Regions from separate parts of the Mus musculus genome. Here region 2 is linked to region 1. A link is a loop called in an ENCODE intact Hi-C map of the cell type or tissue named here. Cell type or tissue: gastrocnemius. All regions are shown on one strand. Each heading gives the region's core, and the rest is flanking DNA. Links, peaks and the distances in the headings are about the cores only.

Region 1 (5,372 bases), core at 264-5,263:
ATAGATCAATAGGAGGTAGGGATAAAAGAAGGTAATAGATTGAGATTATGACTAAAGTACACATATGTGTATATATGAAATATGTATGTATACAAATGTATTAGCTGTATGTACATATGTATATACACATGTCTATGCATCTGAAAGTATATCAAAACCCATTATGTCGATTCTTTGCATGGTGTGTGTGTGTGAGTGTGTATGCATGTGCGTGTGTGTGCGCGCACGTGCATGCATGAGTATGTGTGTGAGCGTGTTTGTGTGTTTGTGGTATGTGCATGTGTATGTGTGTATGCATGTGTATATGTGAGTATGGTATGTGTGTGTGTTTGTTTTATTTTTAAAATGTGTTTATTTTAATCATGTCCTTGTGTGTATCTGTATGCGTGTGTGCCATGTTTGTGGATGCCTGTGGAGGATGGAGGTGTTGGATCCCCGGAGCTGTAGTTACAGGTTGCTTGGCCACCTGACATGTTGAGAGCACTGGGACTTGAACCCGGGTCCTCTAGAAGCGCAGTACACATGCTTAGCCACTGAACTATCTCTCCAGCCTGTGCTTTTTCTTCTTCTTCTTCTTCTTCTTCTTCTTCTTCTTCTTCTTCTTCTTCTTCTTCTTCTTCTTCTTCTTCTTCTTCTTCTTCCTCTTTTTCTTCTTCTTCTTCCTCTTTTTCTTCTTCTTCTTCTCCTTCTTTTTGACAGGGTCTCACCAGAGAGCCCTGGCTGGGCTGGAATTCACTCTGTAGACCAGGCTGGCTTCAAGCTCACAGAGATCCACTTGTCTTTGCCTCTCTAGTGTTGAGATTAAAAGTGTGGGTTACCATGCCTGACATAAAGACATTTTTTTTTAAATTTTTAATTTTTTTGGTTTTTGGAGACAGGGTTTCTCTGTATAGCCCTGGCTGTCCTGGAACTCACTCTGTAGACCAGGCTGGCCTCAAACTCATAAATCCGCCTGCCTCTGCCTCCTGAGTGCTGGGACTAAAGGCGTGCACTACCACGCCCAGCTAAAAACATTTTTAAATTAAAAAAAAAATTGGGGGGCCAGGGCCCAGCCTATGTGATATCTTTGGTTTTATCCTCAACATTGTAAAATCAAACAAACAAACAAATCAGAAGCGTGTCCAGGTGCAGAGGTGATGCGCCCCTGTAACTGCCGCACTTTGGGGGTGCAGAGGAGGAAGAGTGCGTGGTTGTCCTTGGCTACAGAGTGAGGTGGAAGCCAGCCACTGTGAGGCCCTGTCTCAAACAACAGAAATGGCTACAAAAGAGCCAGCAGTAATGGCACACATCCTAGCAAGAGAACGCCTACAAGTTTAAGACTAGCCTAGGCTACACGATACCCAGTTTCAAAAACAAAAATGAAAAGCGAGAGAATAAGCGTCCTGGGCTAGCCTCTCCAGCTTTACTTTAATTACATTATTTGGTGACAATTCATGACTTCATATGTTTCTGCTCAGATCCCATTTGGGGCATCTACTCCTCATGTGACTTTATAAGTGTATTTGGGGGTGGCATATGGCGCTAAACCTAGACACTCTGGGCTCTCTCGGTACCCGAGTGCTTCTGGTGACGATGCTTCCTCCCAGAAATGAGCTGTTTCCTGAATTCCAGCCAACGCCAGCATTGCCACACTTAGGTTCTGCAGTGGTGGGCCCAGGTGTGCGTTTGTGCACCTTCCCCTTAACTAACAAGCTGCCTCATGTCTTTGTTGGCCATGCCTGTTGTCATATGACTTGGTAAGGTGGTGGCACACACCTGCAATCCCAGCACTTAGGACATAAAGACAGGGGTCAGAAGGTCAAGACCATCCTTGGCTATGTAGGAAGTGGACCCCAGCCTGGGCTACATGAGACCCTATCTCAAACAACACCAAAACAAAACAAAATCAGAGACAGGCCAGGTGTAGTGGTGCACACCTTTAATCCCAGCACTCAGCAGGAAGAGGCAGTGGGTTCGAGGCTAGCCTGGTCTACAGAGAAAATTCCAGGACAGCTTGGGGATATACAGTAAGATCCCGTCTAAGAGAAAGGAAGGAAGTAAGGAAGGGAAGGGAAGGGAAGGGAAGGATGACAGATCAGAGAAAGGATCTGCAGTCTCTGGCTTCATCAGAGTTGTTTCTCCCTCCCCTAAGTTCCAGCCATCCCAGCAGACTATGGGATGGGAGCAGGAGTCCCATTTTGTCAAGTAAAGACTGAAAACAGGATAAAATACAGATAAAATAAAGAGAAAGGGCCAGAACAGAACTCCTGGGCTCCTTCCCCAGCAGGGGGCGCTCAAGACAGGCGTGGGCTCTGGCCTCCAGATGGAGCCCAGCTGGGCCTCATGAGAGGGTGGGAGGCACCTCCCAAGGTCCCACTGTTCCCTGGGGCCTGCCTGGGAGCTGAGCACAGGGTATCTGACAGAGGGAGGGACAGAACCACCATTCAAATTGGCATGCATATTGGGGAACCTCTCTCCTCTCCCTGTTGTGCCGTTCCTCTCTCCCCCCCAACATTGCTCTACTCCGTCTCTTTGAATTTTCCATCTCTGCCAGGCATGGTGGTTCACACCTGGAACCTTAGCACTTGGGAGGCTGAGAAAAGAGGAGTGTCAGGAGCTGGAGGCTAGCCTGGGCTACTTAGTGAGTTTCAGACCAGCCTGGGCTACTTGAGACCCGGTCTCAAAAACAAAACAAAAACAAACAAAACAACTCCATCCCTTGCTCTCCTTTGACCTCGACTTAGCCTTTGTGTCCCCTCCTCAGCCACTGCAGCAGCAGGCATGTCTCCTCCCAGATCCCCAGACCGGGCCATGGAACCCAGAGTCCTTTTTTAGAGCCTTTTGCCCAACCATCCTTTGAGATGGTTGAGAGACCAGATGGAGTGCTAGCCCTCAGGGGCCTCGCCAGCTGGTCTGGCTCAGCTATGTAGGCTCCTGCTGTCCTGCCACTGTTGGGGGACAAGCAGGGAGCGTGCAGTGTAGGCACTGCTGCTGCCTAGCCATGGCCCTAAGGGCCCCTCCGCACGCTCACTTCCTGTGCAGGGCTCTCTACCTGGGGAGACTCACCCCTCATCCCTTTGCTCACCCACTCTGATTCTGCCACTAACACAGCATGGCTGAAGGCAAGAGTCCTGGTGCTTGATTTAGACATCCAGGATTCAAATCTCCACTCTCCCACAGCATGACCAAGAGCCTGGGTCACATTGTCCAAATATGGAAAACGTGGTAAGCATCGGGCCTTTGGTCCTGTGCTGCTGACTTCAAATTCTGCCTCTTGCAGCTTTTACTCTGAGCTTCTGTTTCTGAAACTGGGAGCTGGGACGGGACACGGTGGATCCAAGTAGGAAGGAGATGAGCAGGGGCCCAGGTTATGGTGTCTGAGACAAACCCTGTCCCTCCTTCCTTCCATCGCTTCTGTTTTCTATCCTTTAAAAAGAATGATTTATCCATTTTCATTTTGCATTGGTCTCCTGCCTTCATGCATGTCTGTGTGAGGGTGTCAGATCCCCTGCAACTGGAGATATAGACCGTTGTGAGCTGCCATGTGGGTGCTAGGAATTGAACCTGGGTCCTCTGGAAGAGAGCTCTCCAGCCCCTTTTTTCCTTTCTTGATACAGCGACTCACTATGTAGCTCCAGATGGCCTGAAACTCAATATGCAGATCAAGTTGGCCTTGAACTCACAGAGACCCACAGTCTCCAGAGGCCTGGAATTAAAGGTGTGAGCTGGCATCATCCCATTCTCCTCCTGCTCCTCTGCCCCTCTTCTTTCTCCTCCTCCTCACCCTCTCTTCTTCCTCCAGTTGCTTTTGAGCTACCTGATGTGAGTGCTGGGAACTGAATTCCGGTCTTCTGTAATAGCAGTGAGTGCTCCTAACTAACTGCTGAGTCACTCCAGCCCTCTTCTAACTGCTGAGTCACTCCAGCCCTCTTCCTTTTTTTTTTTTTTTTTTTTTTTAACTTTAATGGCTTTGGGGAAAATGATATAACTTATATATACCATAAGATGCAGATTTCTATCACCCCACCCTTTTTTTCTTTTCTTTTTTAAAAACATTTTCTTTACTATTATATATGTATGTGCATGTAGTGTGTGTGCCACACATATGGAGGTCAGAGAAAAACCTTCAAAAATCAGTTTTCTCCTTGCACTGTAGGATCTGAGAATTAGAATCAGGCCATTTATCCTCTGGGCTACCCTCAGCCCACCTTTCTTTTTTCTTGAGACTATAGCCCAGGCTACATACCCCATGTGCTGGGATTGTAGGTGTGTACAACCCATGTCCAGCTGGATTTGCAATTTTTTTAAAGGACTAGTTTATTTATTTAATGTATATGAGTGCACTGTCACTGTTTTCAGAGCCACCAGAAGAGGGCATCGGATCCCATTACAGATGGTTGTGAGCCACCATGTGGTTGCTGGGAATTGAACTCAGGACCTCTGGAAAAGCAGCCAGTGCTTTTAACTGCTGAGCCATCTTTCCAGCCCCCCCACATTTTTTTTAAACAAAAAAAAAATCTGATCTACTTTTGTGTGTCTAGTGATCCTTGTAATTTCAGGACAGGATAGTTGTAATGCATCTCGGTGGAGGGCCTGCCTAGCATGCATAAAATCCTAGGACCAATCCCCAGCATCCCCATACATTGGATGTGGTGGTACACGCCTGGAGATAGGTGCAAGAGGGCTGGAGAGATGGCTCAGCAGTTAAGAGCACTGGATTGTCATCCAGAAGACCTGGGGTTCAGTTCCCAGCACTTACATGGGAGCTCATAACTGTCTGTATAACTCCAGTTTCAGGGGATCCAACAGCTTCACGTTAGGCATAGACGTAAATGCAGGCAAAACACCAATGCATATGAAATTGAGAGAGAGAGGGAGGGAGAGGGAGAGGAGAGGCAGGAAGGGAGGGAAAGGGACACAGACACAGTCTGATGTTCAAGGCCATCATTAGTTACACAATGAGTTTGAGCCCAGCTTGGGCGAGGTGAGGTCCCGGGCAAGCAAGCCAAGGCCTAGTGTACTTGGGACCATTTACCGTCCTTCACAGAGGAAAGGGGTCTACTAACTAGATACCCAGAGTCTATGGGAGAGAAACGTCAGCTCCATCCCTGGCCATGGGGTCACTGTCTGGGGATGCTGTTGCAGGGCTCTTACAGCAGGGAGCTGGAGTTTACCCATGTAGTTTCAGGCTGCCTTTGTGTTTAGGGTATGTGTGCAGGTGTGATTTTTCTGTATGTGTGTGTGGCAGAGGAGGGAATCTGAGGCTGAAACTGGGCGTCTTCCTTAGTCTTCTCTATCATCTTATGTGTGTGAGATAGATAGATAGATAGATAGATAGATAGATAGATAGATAGATAGATAGATAGATAGACAGACACATACATATATACATA
Region 2 (5,372 bases), core at 1-5,000, 82 kb after region 1:
GCCAAATCTCCCACTATACCTGAGCACCGGGAGCTTCCAGAGCACGCCTGCCTCCCTCCCTCTAGTCTGCATGTGTGCAAGGATGTCAGACAGTCTCGACTTAGGATGGACAGACACAGAGGGGTGCCTTCTATGGTGCCAGCCTGTCATGCCCAGTCCCTCCCACCAGTGCCCTGGGCCTGTCCTGGGTCCCCTGACACATTTCTTGCCCTTTTATACAATTTTCAATTAAAACACCTATTTTGTACTTTCGGCCTCTGCCTGCCTTTTTCTTTTTCTCAAAAGCTGGCTCCACTGTGCGCTGAGTCACTCCTCGGAACGCGCCATTCCTGCCGCCAAGACTGAGACTCACTTTCCATGACTCTCACTGAGTCTAGCTTTGTCCCTCTTGGCCTCCAGTCTCAGTTTCTTTCTCTTCCCCGTTTCATCGTCTTTCTCTCTGGCCATTCTCCTCCTGTCTTTCTGTCTTGTGTCTTGTCTTCTTTAGTTTCCTCTTGTCGTTCTCTTCCTAAACTTTAAAGCAATCATGCTTCAGAGTTTTTGAGGTTTTCTGTTGTTTTGTTCTTTTCTTTTCTTTTCTCTTCTTTTTGTTTGTTTTCCAGACAGGGTTTCTCTGAATAGCCCTGGCTGTCCTGGAACTCACTCTGTAGACCAAGTTGGCCTCCAACTCAGAAATCCACCCGCCTCTGCCTCCTGAGCGCTGGGATTAAAGGCGTGCACCACCACTGCCCAGCTTACTCTTATTTTCTTTTAAGAGGTTATTATGTAGTCTAACCTGGACTTGAACTTCTGATCCTCCTGCCCTCAGCCTCCCTCGATTACAAGGTGCACCAGAATGCCCGGTTTAGGTTTTGTTGTTTACCAAATTTTCCCAGTGTTTCCCAGTTCCTTCCTCTGTATCTGCTGTCAAGGATTTGCACCTGTGCACCTGCTACATCCCTGCGCACCTGTGAGACCCCAGGCCTGAGCACCAGTGCTTGGCCTCTGGCTATATTTTTGCACTGGGGACTTCCAGAGCTTACCTGTCTCTGGAAGAGGAGGAGACTGTGTTCTATTCCCTTCAGGATAACAGAACCTTAAACAGAGGAGTATCAGTACACAAGTGCTCGACTCCATGTTGTCTACAGTGAGGCCGGCATCACACAACTTTACTAAATGCTATTGAATTATACACTTCAAATGAAGGGCTGTATGACTTATAATTCAATGAAGCTGGAGAGAATGAAATTTAAAAATAGTGAGGGAATGGCCCAATGATAAATTGCCTGCTGAAAATCCAGCAGTGATGGGCTGGGGGTATAAGCAGTGAAGCATAAGCCTAGGAGCATGCCCCCTCCCCCCCCAGTGAGGGACTAGGGTATGGCTCAGTGGTAGAGCCCCTGCCTAGAATCCCCCAGTCCAGGGCTGGGGTCTCAGTGGTAGAGCCCCTGCCTAGAATCCCCCAGTCCAGGGCTGAGGGCTCAGTGGTAGAGACCCTGCCTAGGATTCCCCAGTGAGGGGCTGGGGGACTCAGTGGTAAAGTACCTGCTTAGCTGCAGAAGGCCCCTCATTCCTGCCAATAGAGGGTTAAAAAAAACTGAGACAGTAACCTGTCCAAAGTAAGTCAGAAATTTACAAAACCCCTCCCATCCCAGCACTTCCCCCCTGCCCCCAGCAGCTAACAGCAGGGCAGCTAACCTAACCCAAACACTAACCTCTTGCATGCAACCCACAACTCTGTACCATAGAATCTGGATCTGGGTTGAGAACCAAAACAGACTAACCAGCCCTGAGGGGTGGCCACTAGGTTGGGTTCTTGAAGAGCTGAGATGTCAATGACAAGAGGACATGCACAAGATAAAGTGGAAGACCGTGCTCTAGCCAGAGGCAGCAGCTTTGCAAAAGCCTAGGAGAGGAGCGGGGTGGGGTGGGGGGGCTGCCATCGGGATGTAAGATAACTAAATTAATGGGAATAATAGACTAGAGGCTAGAATGGCAAATAGCTCTTAGATGTCTTTTGCGTGGTGTACCATCAAGTTCTGTTAGACAGTGCTGGCTGTCATTTTGGGTATGAGAAGAGAAAGGAAGGGAGAGAGGGAAAGAGAGGTGAGGGAGGGAGGGAGGGAGAGAGGGAGAAAGGTAGATGATTTTGGGGGGAACTTTGGATCCCGTTGGGAATCTATGGAAAGCTCTAGATAGGAGGATAAGGAGGAGGGGGAGGAGGAGGAGGAGGAGGAGGAGGAGGAGGAGGAGGAGGAGGAGGAGGAGGAGGAGGAGGAAGAGTGAAGGAGTAAGTGTTCTTAACACCAAGCCCGAGGACTTGAGTGCAATCTCCATAACCCACAGAGTGGAAGGAAAGAGGTGACTTTGCGCGCGCGCGCGCGCGCGCACACACACACACACACACACACACACACACACACACACACAATGTTCTTTTTCAATCCATGCCCAGGAGTAGTAGGTGAGCACATAACATAACAGACCCCATGAGCTTTCTTTTATGAACTTTTTGTTTCATTCCGGTAGTTTTTGTCTTACTGGTGTATGTATGTATGTTTGTTTGTTTGTTTGTTTTTAAGGAGAGGGAGAGAAGGAGGGGAGGAAAAGAGGGGCGAGAACATGAAGTTGGGACGGCAGAGGTGAGAAGGATCTGGGGTGGAGGGAAGGGAAAATATATTACCTGAAAAAAAAAAAAGTGGAAAAAAATCCATTGTAGATGTAGACAATTTACACCATGTGCTCCTGTTAGTCCTCCTTCCCGCCCCCGTCAACCACCTTGCTCTACAGGTGTGGCTGGAAGGGGGATGGGAGGCCAACAGTGCTGGAAGGTTTGATGATCGACTTTTAGTGGCACTGCACACATTCTTGCATCCCCTACTGTGCCTGGAGGCTAAGCCAAGAATCTAGTTTTATTTTGTTACATCCCCCACATTAGTCCCCAACCCTAGCTCTGGGATTTTTGGCGCTGGCCAGGATCAATGCGTTCTCCTCTGGAATGTCCAAAGAAATAATCCAGTTTGTCACTGAGCTCGCGTGACAAGCGCCACAGCGCCCCCTGATGGTCATCATATGCCGGTGCAGTCAAAGCTAGACGCGCTTCCTAGTGGTCAATGCTCATATAGTTACCCTCCAGGGAGGAGCAGGGTTCCTGAGACAGTGTCAACTGCTATGCATAAATAATGCCTCCTATGTGTTAAAAGGAGGCTGACGGCTATTATCCATTTATAACCCTAACATTCAGGAGTTCAGCGAGGTTGGGGCAGAAGGATTGCAGGTGTTTGAGGATACCCTAGGCTATGTACTGAGTCCCACCCGACCTGAGCTGTACTGTGGGACCCTGCCTACTCCCTTCCCACTAAAAAGCAAGAAAACAAACATAAACCAACATATGAATCCTTGGCACAAAGACACAGGTCTTTAGTCCCAACTTATCTGGACTGAGGCAGAAGGATCATTTGAGCCTCAAAGTTTAAGACTAACTTGGGTTACACAACTAAACCCTATCTCATAGAACTGAGCTCAAAATAGACAGGCTGGGTCCCGGGATGTCCACATTGCTAGCTGAATCATTGAACCCTGGTTATTATTCAAGGAGTTAATTTTTTTTTTCAGGACAGGTTTCTTTGTACAGCCCTGGCTGTTCTAGAACTTGCTTTGTAGATCATACTAGCCTTGAACTCAGGATCCACCTGCTTCTACTTCCAAGTGCTGGGATTAAAGGCATGTGCTGCCACCACCCAGTTTAAGAAATTAAAGGTTTTGGGGGGTGTTTTTGTTTTTTGTTTTTTCGGTTTTTGGTTTTTCTTTTTTAAAGATGTATTTATTATTATACATAAGTACACTGTAGCTGTCTTCAGACACACCAGAAGGGGGCGTCAGATCTCATTACAGATGGCTGTGAGTCACCACGTGGTTGCTGGGATTTGAACTCAGGACCTCTGGAAGAGCAGTCAGTGCTCTTACCCACTGAGCCATCTCCCCAGTCCCGTCTTTTGGTTTTTCAAGACAGGGTTTCTCTGTGTGGCCCTGGCTGTTCTGGAACTCACTCTGTAGACCAGGCTGGCCTCAAACTCAGAAATCCGCCTGCCTCTGCCTCCCGAGTGCTGGGATTAAAGGCGTGCGCCACCATGACCAGCTATTCTATTTTTCTTAAAGACTTATTTTTATTTTCACTTTACATGTATGTATTTGTGTCTGTGGGTGTCACATGTGTGCCCATGGAAGCCAGAAGAGGACATTAGAACTCCGGGAGCTGGAGTTATTACAGGTCATTGTGGGCTGTAGACCTAACATGAATCCTGGGAACCAAACTCAGATAGATCATCTGTGAGAGAAGCAAACTCTGCCTGATGAGCCATCTCTCCAGCCACTAGGGAATACTCCAACTCAGTGCACAACTGCTGCCTGGAGGGCTGTGAAGGCGGGTTGTTGGATGAGGAGTATGGCTTTATAAATAACTTCAAGTACGTTATAGAAACTACATCCTTTTTCTGTGCTCGGCTTGAACCCAGCAGCCTGGGCAGCAAACATTGTTACTGAGTTATAACTCCAGCACAATATATCCCCCCTCTCCCCCTTTTGGAAACAGAGTCTCAGCCGTTAACCCTGACTAGCCTGGAACTTAGGCTATTTATACCAGGATGGCCTTGAACTCACAGGGATCCTCTGCCTCTGCCTCTGCCTCTGCCTCTGCCTCTGCCTCTGCCTCTGCCTCTGCCTCTGCCTCCTGAGTCACTAGGACGATAGACCTGTGGTAGAACTAAAGGCATGCTCCACAACTCCCAGACTACTATCTTTCTAAAGGTGCTGAAAGGACTGGAGATGCAGCTCAGTGGCGGAGTTTGCCTGGTGTGCAGGGAGCACTATGCTTGATACCGGGCGTCACACAGACCAGGTGTTGGCACATGCCAATCATTCCTACAGGACAATTAGAAGTTCCAGATCAACCAGGTGGTGGTGGTGCATGCCTTTAATCCCAGCACTTGGGAGGCTGAGGCAGGAGGATTGACATATGTTGGAGATCAGTCTGGGATAGATAATAGATTCAAGGCTAGCCCAGGTTACAGAGTGGGAGCTTGCGTCAGTCCCCCACTTCAGAAATGTGTATGACATTAAAGCAGAAGGGAGGGATAGAGGAGGTGGCTCAGCAGTTAAGGGTGACTGCTGCTTGCTCTAGCTTGCTTCCTAAGGCTGTGGCATAACTTTCTGACTGAAAGCAACTTGGGAAGGAATGATTTAGTTGGCATATATATTCTGATTACAGTCCATAGCAGGAGATCAGGGCAGAAACTCAAGCAGGAACCTGGAGGCAGGAACTGAAGCAGAGAGCGTGGAGGGTGCTTCTTCTTGGCTTGCTCAGCCTGCTTTTTTATATACCTCAGGGCCACCTA

What was found. Hi-C counts contacts between places; a loop is a spot of excess contacts. Peaks named below come from ENCODE experiments on the same cell type or tissue, not always from the same donor. Only the 100,000 strongest peaks of a DNase experiment are listed, where the experiment ranks them.
Region 2: a loop joins it to region 1, with 12 times the contacts of the local background. A loop is called at or near these places in 7 of 42 quality-filtered maps.

The regions. Positions count from the first base shown.
Region 1 is chr7:27,381,882-27,387,253 of GRCm38, reverse strand. All of the region lies in intron 20 of Sptbn4 (spectrin beta, non-erythrocytic 4), which reads left to right. Among named protein-coding and RNA genes, the nearest start is that of Shkbp1, 29 kb to the right of the region's middle. In gastrocnemius, for the core only: a CTCF peak has its summit at 2,262 (motif pointing right); DNase peaks (open chromatin) are centred at 2,305 and 2,899.
Region 2 is chr7:27,300,016-27,305,387 of GRCm38, reverse strand. It overlaps Ltbp4 (latent transforming growth factor beta binding protein 4), which reads left to right. Exons shown (of 30, transcript NM_001113549.1): 30 at 1-247. Among named protein-coding and RNA genes, the nearest start is that of Gm30543, 27 kb to the left of the region's middle. In gastrocnemius, for the core only: no CTCF peak of the experiment used is centred there; a DNase peak (open chromatin) is centred at 3,007; H3K27ac peaks cover 919 bases.